Linked DNA regions of Homo sapiens: region 1 is linked to region 2. Evidence: chromatin contacts called from ENCODE Hi-C or POLR2A ChIA-PET data. All regions are on one chromosome and are shown on one strand. Each heading gives the region's core, a stretch centred on a gene start or an enhancer-like site at or near the end of the contact. The rest is flanking DNA. Distances are from core to core; before and after follow the strand shown. Region 1 overlaps TMPRSS5 (transmembrane serine protease 5). Region 2 holds the start of ZW10 (zw10 kinetochore protein).

Region 1 (6,208 bases), core at 3,625-6,124, 83 kb before region 2:
CCTCCTGAGGCAGGGACTTAAGGGAGCTGGGCAGTAAATGTTGATCCCAGGGTAGAGGCTGAAGGTCTGACCTCCAGGGACACAGGGCGAGGCTATTTTGCCATTCAGCAGAACTTCTCCCACGTTGCTTCTACAGTTTGACAGCAGACTCCCAGCAACTACTTCCCTGGTTAATAAACTGGCAGTAAATTGAAACCTTCATTTTCTAGTGCACTTCATGTAAAGGGAGCAGACCCTCTAGAAATGAGTAATCATTTGTACAACTCCTCAAAAAATATGCTGATAAACTCACAAAGTTCTGTTATTGCTAAACACTAGTTGCATTTCCTTGGGTAAGCACCATAAAAAATTCACTGCAGTTTTTAGAAAGAAGATGCCAGTCACATTTTAACTGCTAGAGAGGAGAGAGTTGGGGAGAGGCTTACCCAAGGAAATGCTAACTGGGCATAAAACTCAAAAAGAGAGGCCAAGTCAAAGGCCCAGTTCCAAAACAAGAGCTAAGAAGGAGAGATGGGTCCAGGTGCGGTGGCTCACACCTGTAATACCAGCACTTTGGGAGGGCGAGGCAGATGGATCACCTGAGGTCAGGAGTTCGAGACCAGCCTGGCCAACGTGGTGAAATCCCGTCTGTACTAAAAATACAAAAAATTAACCAGGCATGGTGGCTGCAGTATGCCTGTAATCCCCGCTGCTCGGGAGGCTGAGGCAGGAGAATTGCCTGAACCCGGGAGGCAGAGGTTGCAGTGAGCCAAGATGGCACCACTGCACTCCGGCCTGAGTGACAGAGCAAGACTTCGTCTCAAAAAAAAAAAAAAAAAAAAAAAAAGGGGAGAGAGAAGGAGAGATGGGCCTTGCAGGGAAACCAGACCTTCCCAAGAGAGCATTGACTTAAGTGCTTCTCAGACTCAAGATCTCAGAGCACCTGGATGGCTAAGGCTTTTCATTGCAGATCATGACATGTAGATTTTTTTTTTTTTTTTTTTGAGACAGAGTCTCACTCTGTCACCCAGGCTGGAGTGCGGCTCGGCTCACTGCCATCTCTGCCTCCCAGGTTCACGCCATTCTCCTGCCTCAGCCTCCCGAGTAGCTGGGACTACAAGGCGCCCGCCACCATGCCTGGCTAATTTTTTGTATTTTTAGTACAGATGGGGTTTCACTGTGTTAGCCAGGATGGTCTCGATCTCCTGACCTCGTGATCTGCCGGCCTCGGCCTCCCAAAGTGCTGGGATTACAGGGGTGAGCCACCGCGCCCAGCCAACATATAGATTTAACAAATTTAAAGAATTAAACAAACCCCATTTCTACAAAAGATACAAAAGAAGAATTAGCCGTGTGTGGTGGCATGCACCTGTAGTCCCAGCTACCAGAGAGGTTGAGGTGGCAGGCACTGAGCCCACAACATCGAGGCTGCAGTGAGCAGAGATGGTGCCACTGCACTCCAGCCTGGGCAAAACAAATAAGCACAAACCAAAATTCTCAAGTAGATGAACAGGAGTCAGCACCAAAGCTTCAATATGTATAGAAGATAGAAGGAAAATTGTAATTCTACCCTGTAATATGTGTTTGTGTCTGTCTGTCTGTCTGTCTGTCTTTGTGCGAGTGAGAGAGAGGAGACAGAGAAAACTGGACCAAGACCATATATCACTTTAATAACAGAACTCCTTGGACCAGTTCACAGAACTGTCATTTAAAACCAATGTCCTAGACCAACTCCAACCTTCTTGTTTTCCAGTGTACCCACCCCACACAGGGCCAGCCACAGCCAGGTGAGAACAGGAAGGGGAGTGGAGAGGGAGAGTGGAGAGGGTCCTGACTCCCATAGGCTTCATCTGGGCTGGCCCAGCCTTGACCCCATCTGCCCAGGAGCCTCTCAGCCATGGAGTCCTCTAGGGAGGCACTTAGCCCACCTAGAGCACAGGAAAAAGGTGGGACGGGGGGCACCTCCCAGCACCCTCCCAAAAGACTCACACAGGGGCAGGGAGGGGAGAGGGCAGAAGGGCAGGCTTCCTGCTGCTTCTAGCAGCCTCTTCATCTCCAGCTCCTACCTCTCTCCTCCCCCTCATCCCTCAGCAACCACAGCATGCCCAACCAAGTCCCAGCCTCTCTTCTGTCATTGAGTCTCTAGTGAGAAAGAGGACTCTGAAATCAGGGCCCAAGAGGAGAGACCTGTTGGCTGGGTGGCTGGCCAGTGGGTAGTGACTGTTCCTCACACACAGTAGTAGGAGGTCCATGCGTTCTGTGTCGGAGGCTACTGCCTCTCCTCCATTAGTGGAGCTGCTGGAGGCCCCAGGAAGCATGAGGCAGTGGTGTGCAGTGAGACTGGAGGAAACAGCAGGACTCAGAGGAGGGAGTCCTAGACCAAAAGGGAAAGGAACTGATTCACAGCATGGCTCTACACTAGCCAAGCGACTTTTATTTTAGTAAATCACTTAACCATGCAGGGCCTTGATTTTCACTTCTATCAAATGAGGCTAAAAATATCTGCTGCTCAAGATTTTTTGTAAGATTTCTTTGAGAAGATCAATACATACATTCCCTGTAAACTCCGAATGTATTATCTACCAACCCCCACCCCTGCCCAACCTTAGAGGAAGATGCTTTTCATGATCATGCCCTAAATTTGTAAAATACTTTAGGTAAATAATGTTTTTGTTTTGTTTTGTTTTTGAGACAGAGTCCTGCTCTGTCGCCCAGCCTGGAGTGCAGTGGCACGATCTCAGCTCACTGGAACCTCCGCCTCCCAGGTTTAAGCGATTCTCCTGCCTCAACCTCCCAAGTAGCTGGGTGCGTGCCACCATGCCCAGCTAACTTTTGTATTTTTAGTATAGACAGGGTTTCACCATGTTGGTCAGGCTGGTCTCGAACTCCTGACCTCGTGATCCGCCCACCTCGGCCGCCCAAAGTGCTAGGATTACAGGCGTGAGCCACCCCACCCGACCAGTAATGTGTTTTTATACACATTATCTCACTTGGCCTTCCCATTGAACAGATGAAGGAGAGTGGCTTGCCCGGAGTCACACAATTTACGTAGGTGCAGAACCCGAACTGCTAAATGCTGAGCTCTCTCCACAGTGCAGGGAATGTGGCCACTAGTAACTGCCTTAGAGACCAGGGATGAATGATGGTAACAGATATACACATAAATAACACGATAGGCCGGGCACAGTGGTGCATGCCTGTAATCCCAGCACTTTGGGAGGCCAAGGCTGGTGGATCACCTGAGCTCAGGAGTTCAAGACCAGCCTGACCAACATGGTGAAACCCATCTCTACTAAATACAAAAAATTAGCCAGGCGTGGTGGTGCATGCCTGTAATCCCAGCTACTTGGGAGGCTGAGGCAGGAAAATCGCTTGAACCCGGGAGATAGAGGTTGCAGTGAGCTGAGATTGCACCATTGTACTCCTGCCTGGGCAACAAGAGCAAAACTCCATCTCAAAAAAAAACAAAAAACACTGCAGATCACTCACTCTAAGCCTAGCACTGTGCTAGGCATTGTACGGGTCTTATTTAATAGCATATAACAATAGCATATAAGTAGCCATCATGGTTATTATCAGGAAATTAAGGTTTAACAAAGTTAGAAATTTGCCAAAGGTCGACACAGGAAATGGTAGATCTGGGATACAAACTCAGGCATACTCTTACCCAGTTCATCCTTAAACTGATAGAAATCCAATGGATTCCATGTTTAAGCTTCACTTCTTCCTCCACTCACTCTGGGGAATATGTCCTAGCACCCTCCCCAGTCCCCAGCAGGGCCCGGGCCTAAGGGGTAAGGTTCCTTGCATTCGAGGGCAGGTCCTTTAGAAATCTCCCTGCCCTACTCCTGCCCCCACACTCACCTGAGCAGTGTCATGGATCCAGTCCAGAAACTCAGCTACCTTGGCGTAGACACCTGGGTGATTGGGCTCTGCGCAGCCACGCCCCCAGCTGACCACCCCCACTAGGCGCCATGTGTCCCCATCTGGGCACACTAGGGGGCCCCCGCTATCTCCCTAAGGGATCCAGGCATGGAGACACAGAGAAACAGCCAGTTAGTTCTTCCTGATGGAGAGCACCAGACCACTATGGCAAGTGGAATCTCCTTACTGGGCCCCGCCTGCTTCTAGCTGAGATATCTGCTGGCCTCACCCCTCCTTAAACCCTTAGCATGAGCTCCAGACTTGCCTAGGTGCCCCTCCTTCTAGAGAGGCTGTCTCACACCACTGACAAGCTCAGACCAGGGCAGGGGGCCAAGTCACAGCAGGCCCCCTGCCCTCCCACCCCCACCTCCACTCCCACCCTCACCCCAGCCACCACAGGCCACACCTGGCATGCATCAGCCCTTCCGTCCAGGTAGCCAGCGCAAAGCATGCGGGGGGTGAGGGCTCCGCTGTACACGCAAGAGCTGTTGCAGAGCTGAGTGCTGAACAAGGGCACCACCGTGTCCTGGAGCATATCCGAGCTGTAAGCTATGAGAGACACCGAGAAAAACTGCAGGGCACAAAGCAAGGCCCAGGCAGGCAGAGCAGCAAGAGGGGAGGTAATTCGAAGTCCCAGAGACAGGGAGACCCAAAGAGGCGAGCCCAGGGTGGGAGCTGTGGACGCTGAGCAAGGAAGCAGTAGGCTATCGGACTTGGGGGCTGGGAGTGGGAAGAGCAGGAGGACTCACACATACACCAAATGTGAGACCATGGCGCTCCTGGGACAAGGGGAGGGGGAGTAAAAGGGTCTGGGTTTAGGGAAAACTTGCAGTAGATGTTCTCCCCAGAAAGGCCCAAGCAGGGGAGACTGGAGACCCTAGGCCTGACCAAGGGTGATGCCAGGGAAAAACAGGGCTGGCACTGTCATGTGGCCAGGGGATGTGGCCTTGCCTCACCCTGGGGAAGAATGCCTCCCACACCCGCCCCTGCACCGAGGGCCCAGGGAGCTGACTCACTATGGCTAGGGTGGGTGTGGCCCCAGCCAGACACCCAGCACCGCGAGCCCTTCGGAAAATGCTGTTCCTTGGCCGGCAGGCACACAGCGCCCACAGTGTCTGTAGAGAGGCACATGGTCCTGGTCCCCAGTCAGGCTTGGCTTCCCCCACTGCAGAGCCTGGGCGAAGGACCCAGGACTGGCAAGTCCTCCTCAGCCCCCTTCTCAAACAGTCCTGGCTCCTGGGTTCCACCAGCCAGGCCTCCTAGATGGCTATGCAAGTGGGGCACTGTCCCATCTTTGGGGTCCCCTGTCACAGAGGACAGCATGCAAACTGCAGTGTGCATGGCGCCCTCTATGGGTGGACAGGACCCATGCTGCCCCCTCCCCACACCTGGGGATGGAGTGGGGGTGAAAATTCTTTCAGGCCATGGGCACCCAACTTCTAATGAGGACAGTGTTTCCAAAAACGTGACATATCCCATGGGTGCAGCCATGCATGATTTTAGGTAGTACATAGGCACACTATTGAGTAAAGCATTCACTTGGGGAGAACGCCATGTCCTTTTCAATTCTCTTTCAGTCCCTCTAACCGCATCACAGAGAAAGACTTCATTTGGTGCTGGTCTGTGCCTTTCTTACTGCCTGCCGTCCTCCCACCAAACAGGAGACAGCACGCCCAGGTGCAGCAACTTCTGCAGCGGACTCAGCTACCTAGAACTTCCACACTGATTTCTTTTCATGCTACATATTTTTGTGGTTAGGATCTATTTATTATAAGTAACATAGGTTCTCTAGTTAGGTAAGTAATATAGGTTCTCTAACTAGAGATACTAATTATTATCTATTTACTATACCTATTTTGTATATTTAAATAGTAAATATGCTATTTACTTACTATACTATATAGTAAATATACTATTTATTATAACTAAATAAGTATATTTAAAAGAGAAATACTACTACAGTAGATACTCATGTAGTATCTACTACTTAGATACTAATATAGTCGTATTTTTCTTTTAAATACACTTATTTCGGTCAACTAAGAAAGTTTTCTTTTCCTTTTTTTTCTTTTTTTTTTTTTGAGACGGAGTCTTGCTTTGTCACCCAGGCTGGAGTGCAGTGGCATGATCTCAGCTCACTGCAATCTCTGCCTCCCAGGTTCAAGTGATCCTCCTGCCTCAGCCTCCCGAGTAGCTGGGACTACAGGCATGAGCTACCACACCCAGCTCATTTTTGTATTTTTAGTAGAGACGGGGTTTCACCATGTTGGCCAGGCTGGCCTTGAACTCCTGACCTCAAATGATC
Region 2 (5,829 bases), core at 2,148-4,647:
GCCAGGCTGGTCTCGAACTCCTGACCTCAGGTGATCCGCCCACCTCGGCCTCCAAAACTGCTGGGATTATAGGTGTGAGCCATAGTGCCCAGCCTAATTTTTTTTTTTTTTTTTTTACTTGGATGATACATGTTTGCAAGAAAAACAGATATGAAGACAGTATTTTGGCTTGCTTATGAGATGCATATGGCTTGTCAGAGCTCATTCAACAGTTAAAGCCATTGTTTAAAGAAATGATGCATCCCGGCATTGTGGCTCACACCTGTAATCCCAGCACTTTGGGAAGCCAAGGCAGGTGGATCACTTGAGGTCAGGAGTTCAAGAATAGCCTGGCCAACATGGTGAAAACCCATCTCTACTAAAATACAAATAAATTAGCCGGTCGCGGTGGTGGGCGCCTGTAGTCCCAGCTACTTGGGAGGCTGAGGCAGGAGAATCACTTGAACCTAGAAGGCAGAGATTGCAGTGAGCCAATAACTCGCCACTGCATTCCAGCCTGGGCGACAGGGCGAGAGAGACTCTACCTCAAAAAAGAAAAAAAAAAAAAAAGAAATGATGCTGCACTCTGTGTTTGTGCTCCTGATTTCCCTGCAGGTTCTAGATGAAGGTTGCACGTTGCACACAGGCTCATTAACGTCAGTCTGTACTTCCTCAAGTCGGGGACTTGAGGATGCTATTTTTTTTTTTTTTTTTTTTGAGACAGAGTCTCACTCCGTCGCCCAGGCTGGACTGCAGTGGTGGAGCAATCTCACCTCACTGCAATTTCCACTTCCCGGGTTCAAGCGATTCTTCTGCCTCAGCCTCCAGAGTAGCTGGGATTACAGGCGCCCACCACCACACCCGGCTAATTTGTGTATTTTTAGTAGAGAAGAAGTTTCACCATGTTGGCCAGGCTGATCTGGAGCTCCTGACCTCAGGTTATCTACCCACCTTGGCCTCCCAAAGTGCTGGGATTACAGGCGTGAGCCACCGCACCTGGCTGAGGTTGCGTTTTGAGCATAGGGTACAGAAGCCTTTCTGGATTTGGATGTGGCTGAGGAAAGAAGACAGAAGCCAAGGCCATGCACATAAAATGAGGGGTTTGAGTTAGTACTTACCTGGGCTGGAGTGGGGGCAGGGGGTCCATCTTACAGTAAAATCTTAAAAGAAATTATTTTTAGCCTGTCTCTATTCCTTGGGTGGTTCATTTCAAAGGGTTATTTGCCTCATTCCATATCTTCAGTGAAATCTTACGTGTAATTGTGTGTATGTATTCCACCATGGGAAGAGAGAACACCTGTTTAGTGTTGCACTTTAGACTGGTGTCTTGTTTTGTTAATGCAGCTGTGCCACAAATTCTCCTTTATCTTTTAAAAATGTGATGGCTTTAAATTGATTTTGTTTTTCTTTTTGAGATGGAGTCTCACTCCGTCCCTCGGGCTGGAACGCAGTGGCACAATCTCGGCTCACTGCAACCTCAACCTCCCAGGTTCAAACGATCCTCCTGCCTCAGCCTCCAGAGTAGCTGGGGATTACAGGCGCACACCACCACGCCTGGCTAATTTTGTTAAATTATTATTTTGACAGAGGAATAAATACATGAATTAAAAAAAAGAACAAATTATGCTTGCCCTCAAATTCCTACGTAGTAAAGATACTATATACTTGAGCAACAAGAATACAGGACTGAAATGTAATACAGCAACAAAGTTACAAAGCCTTCCAGGAGCACAAATGAGAAAGAGATCCCCTCTCCCTGAGGGAAGATAAAGATTTTTTTTTATGCAGGAGACATTTGAAATGGAACTTGAAAAATGGGTTTGAAAAATACTACAGGTAAAGATGGAAAAATGGCAACATAAGCAAAATATGGGATTAAAAAAGGGAGGGAGAGCAGAGAAAGTAATTCTCAATTGGCTGAAGATTCAAGTTGGTAAAGGAAACTAGTGAAAGCAAAGAAAGGCATGTTGGGTCCAGAACACGCAGGAGCTAGGGTCGCTTGCCATGCTAGAGTAACTTAAAAACCTGTCCTCTTTCCATCACATTAAACAGTGGTGAAAAATCCGAAAGCCATATTAAAGAAGAGATGTCAGGGATATGACTACTTAAAATTCAGGAAACTACTTTTGTAAAATCAAGAGCTGTTAGGAAGGGTTATACCTGTGCCCTTATGGTGTGTGGCAAACTTGCTCCCTCGAAACCCTACTTGACTCAGATACACAAAATTTTAAATGAAAGCAACTGAAGATGTGGACAAATACTGGCAAGGTAACAATATCAGTACAAAGCAAAACTGTGTGTGGCTACGTGCTTCCAGTTTTTGTATCAATCTCAAGGCAGCAACGTTTACGTAGGTACCAATGACACTCAGCACAGCTTCATGTGCTTGTAGATGAAGTTTTAAAACCACATTAAGAGGCCGGAGACGGTGGCTTACACCTGTAATCCCAGCACTTTGGGAGGCCGAGGCGGGTGGATCACCTGAGGTCAAGAGTTCGAGACCAGTCTGGCCAACATGGTGAAACTCCGTCTGTACTAAAAATACAAAAAAAAAAAAAAAAAAATTAGCCAGGCGTGGTGGCACGCGCCTGTAATCTCAGCTACTCGGGAGGCTGAGGCAGGAGAATCGCTTGAACCCGGGAGGCAGAGGTCGCGGTGAGCCGAGATCACTCCAGCCTGGGCGACAGAGCAAGACTCCATCTCAAAAGATAGATAGATACATAAAAATAAAAACATACTGAGGGTTTGGGTTTGTTTTTTTTTTAATGTCGGGGAGGAGAAAGGTGCAATCCTCCAGGCTATTTTATTCATCAACAAATCAAGGAGTGGGTGGAGGAAATAAACACTCATCGATGGAAGAAGGGGAAGGGGGATCCTGTCTTTTCTATTCCTCTCCTGCGCTCGCTCCCTAGCTTCCTCGGAGCTTCCAGTTGCTCCTCCCGCTCTGCTGGTCTCTTCAGTCTCCCTCTTCCCGCGGCACACCCCTCCCCAACATAACTCCACTCTCCAGTGCTCTCCAGCCACCGCCTGTTCGTCCCCACAGTCCCAGGTCTCCTCGCCTCCTCAGTTCCCAACCCCTGTGTGGGCTCCCCTCCAAGATCCCTCCTCAATCCACACATTCTGGGCCCCTCCACTCCTCATTCAGCCCCCACAACTAGATCTCCCCAACAGGCCCCACTCTGCTGGTCCCCACTCTGTCTGCCCTTAGCCCCTGACTCCTCTCTCCAGTCCCTTCACACAAGGACCCGGAGTCCCCTTCCAGTCAGCAGACAGCTGCCCCGCTCTCACCTTGATCTCCTCCACCCGCCGGGTCAGGCGGCTGATCCGGGTCCCCAGATCCTCCTTTTCCAGCCTCCCGGAGTGTGCCAAAACTTCTGTCACGAACGAGGCCATGGCCAAGACGGGAACCAACGCTGACTGGGTCACTCTCGTAGCCAGCGCCGCAGCTCCCGTCCCGCCGGCCGTCTTGACGCGAGGCCTGCCGGGAAACGGAGTCTCGCGGGCCTCAGACCGCCGCCCGGAAGGCGAGGGGCGCACTACAACTCCCAGCAGGCACCGCGCCAATCCCGAGATGGGATTTCCACGGTGTCCCGTAGTTGGCAAACTGTAAGCAGACGCGTTTTCTTCCTTAGTTGTTTTCAAAGTTCGTTGCTTCCCGCCCGTTTTTCACTGGAGGAAATTAAACGTTTTTAATAACCAGGTCTAACTGAACCTTTCTAAACTTCAAAAGGCTTACTTGTAAAATTATCTAACTGAAAGAGCCAACGAGCCCATCTCGATCTTTTTTCCTCAACTTTTATTGGGCCGCTGTGGCACCAGAATCTACGAATGGCGCCCTCTAGAGTTGTGTAAAGAAGTGGCGTCACCTCATTATAAATAAAAGGTTGCTTATAATTGCATCTATGTACATATATTACATCTACGTGATACATTACACATTTACATTACCTACATTACATATTTATATTACTTAGATATACATAATATTAGTCCTGTGTGAACAAGATACTTAGTACTTTCTGTCATATTATAAATATATAAATGTGTCAAAAGCTTTTAAAAATGGTTTCATTATTTTAATGCATTGCATACAGAAAGATGTTCACAATATTCTATGTATACTATGATTCCTTTTTAAAAACTTAAGTGTATAACCATTGGTCAGAAAACAAAAAGTATGTAAGTATGTATGTAAAGGACAGACATCAAATTATCCTATGGGTGGTGGATTTATGGTATTTATTCTCTTCTCTGCCCTTGCTTTCTCTATTTTTCTGCAGTAAACATACACAGTCCTCCCTTGGTATGGGGGGATTGGTTCCAGAAACCTCCCCTGCCCCAGTAGCAAAATCCGTGGATGCTCAAGTCTCTTACATAAAATGATGTAATGTTTACAAGTAACCAGCACACATCCTCCCCATACACTTTAAATCATCTCTTGATTACTTATAAGACCTAATACAAATCAATCTAAATGCTATAGAGTCGTTATATTGTATTTTGATTTGCATTATTTTTTGTTGTTGTATTGTTATTTTTTATTAGTTTTTTCCAGAATATTTTTGATCTGTGGTTGGTTGGATCCGTGGATACCAAGAGCCAGATGTACTGTTTTGATTAAAAGGTTTTTGGTTTTTTAAAAAGATATATTGTGAGGGTTGACCCCAAGTAGGCACTGACTCTAAGATCCCTGACAATTGTTAAGTGTCTTTGAGACAATCTGCTTATCCCAGTGAAGCAAGGGCCAATTCACATGCCATGAGCAAAGGAAACAAAACTGGGATTGAGAGAGGAAGCACTGAAAACAGCCAAAACATCCTGAGAAACTCCCTTCCTTGGAAAACCAAATCAATTTCTTTTTGGTAGACCTGTCAACTTTGAATTCTAACTGCAACTAATAATAAATGCCCAATGACAAAGAATGACTGATAGATGAAAATTCTGAAACTTTGTACTGCATATTTATTAAGCAATTATCACATAGCAGACATTGTGCTAGGTCTGGGGACCCACAACATGTGAATATATAATCACAGAAAAATATGATAATTACTAATTTGTAGGTAGATGAGGGATGGATCTAGATTTAGTGGAACTTAAATCTTATACAGTTGCAGGGAGGGGAAGGACTCTTTAAAGAAAAGAATATAAAATAATGAATACAAAATTAGATGTCAGCCTTAGAAGGGGCTTGTGCAAGTAATGAGCTGTGAAGTTTAATCTGCCCCTGAGGAAGATGCAAATGGCAGAGGAAATATTGGAGGAAGAGCACCCAGTCTCTGACTGAATTAGAAAGGTTTCACAATGTTAACATTTACAGGAGGCCATCACTTTGGACTGAGTTCCTGCACTAAGCCCAACAGACCAAACCAAAATGGAGTCACTCATGCTAAAGCTCTACTTCGCCAAACCAAAACTAAGCTGTCTGTCTGACCTTCTGAGAAATCAGGAGAATGAGAGATAATCACCAAATTCCCAAACCTGCCAGTTTCAGTCTTCATGATAACGAAGTTCCCTCTGTTTTAATTCTTACAAAAAAGTACCTGAACTAAACTGATGCCAATCAATCAGTTATTTTTCTATTGTTCTGTTTCTCAGTTCCCACCTTACCAGGAAATTAAATTTGAAACAGCCAATCTGCTTTTTGTTCTTTGTGTCTCCTTTCTTCAGCCTTTTTCTTTCTATAAAACCAACCTCATCTGTTCAGCTCATCGGGACACTGATTCTACTTTATGGAATGAAGTGTTGCCTGATTCTAGAATCACAAATAAAGTGAATTAAGATCTTTAAACTAAACTCGTTGTAATTTTGTCTTTTGACAACGGTAATGAGAAATCTGAAGTGAGAATG

What was found. A loop is a pair of places that touch in the nucleus more often than their neighbours do. ChIA-PET counts read pairs that join two places held with the same protein, here RNA polymerase II (POLR2A). Pooled maps may share reads with other maps.
Region 1: a loop to region 2 is called in a map with no recorded cell type, with 2.4 times the contacts of the local background. The contact joins the enhancer-like site here to the promoter of ZW10 in region 2. A Hi-C loop is called at or near these places in 2 of 37 single-sample maps with no recorded cell type and 2 of 50 pooled maps. POLR2A ChIA-PET finds 5 or more read pairs at or near these places in 1 of 52 experiments (activated T-cell).

The regions. Positions count from the first base shown.
Region 1 is chr11:113,685,922-113,692,129 of GRCh38, forward strand. TMPRSS5 (transmembrane serine protease 5) reads right to left here. Exons shown (of 13, transcript NM_030770.4): 10 at 4,920-5,018; 11 at 4,310-4,452; 12 at 3,844-3,996; 13 at 1,629-2,353. The coding sequence ends at 2,339. It overlaps LOC107984390 (a long non-coding RNA gene), which reads right to left and starts at 589. Exons shown (of 3, transcript XR_001748391.2): 1 at 1-589. RefSeq lists enhancers at 3,419-3,920, 4,148-5,347. Within about 2 kb of position 4,875, at least 3 of the 41 ENCODE cell types and tissues checked have a DNase peak (open chromatin) inside an H3K27ac peak, as active enhancers do.
Region 2 is chr11:113,770,295-113,776,123 of GRCh38, forward strand. ZW10 (zw10 kinetochore protein) reads right to left here and starts at 3,398. Exons shown (of 16, transcript NM_004724.4): 1 at 3,268-3,398. The coding sequence starts at 3,372. RefSeq lists enhancers at 3,129-3,398, 3,529-3,588.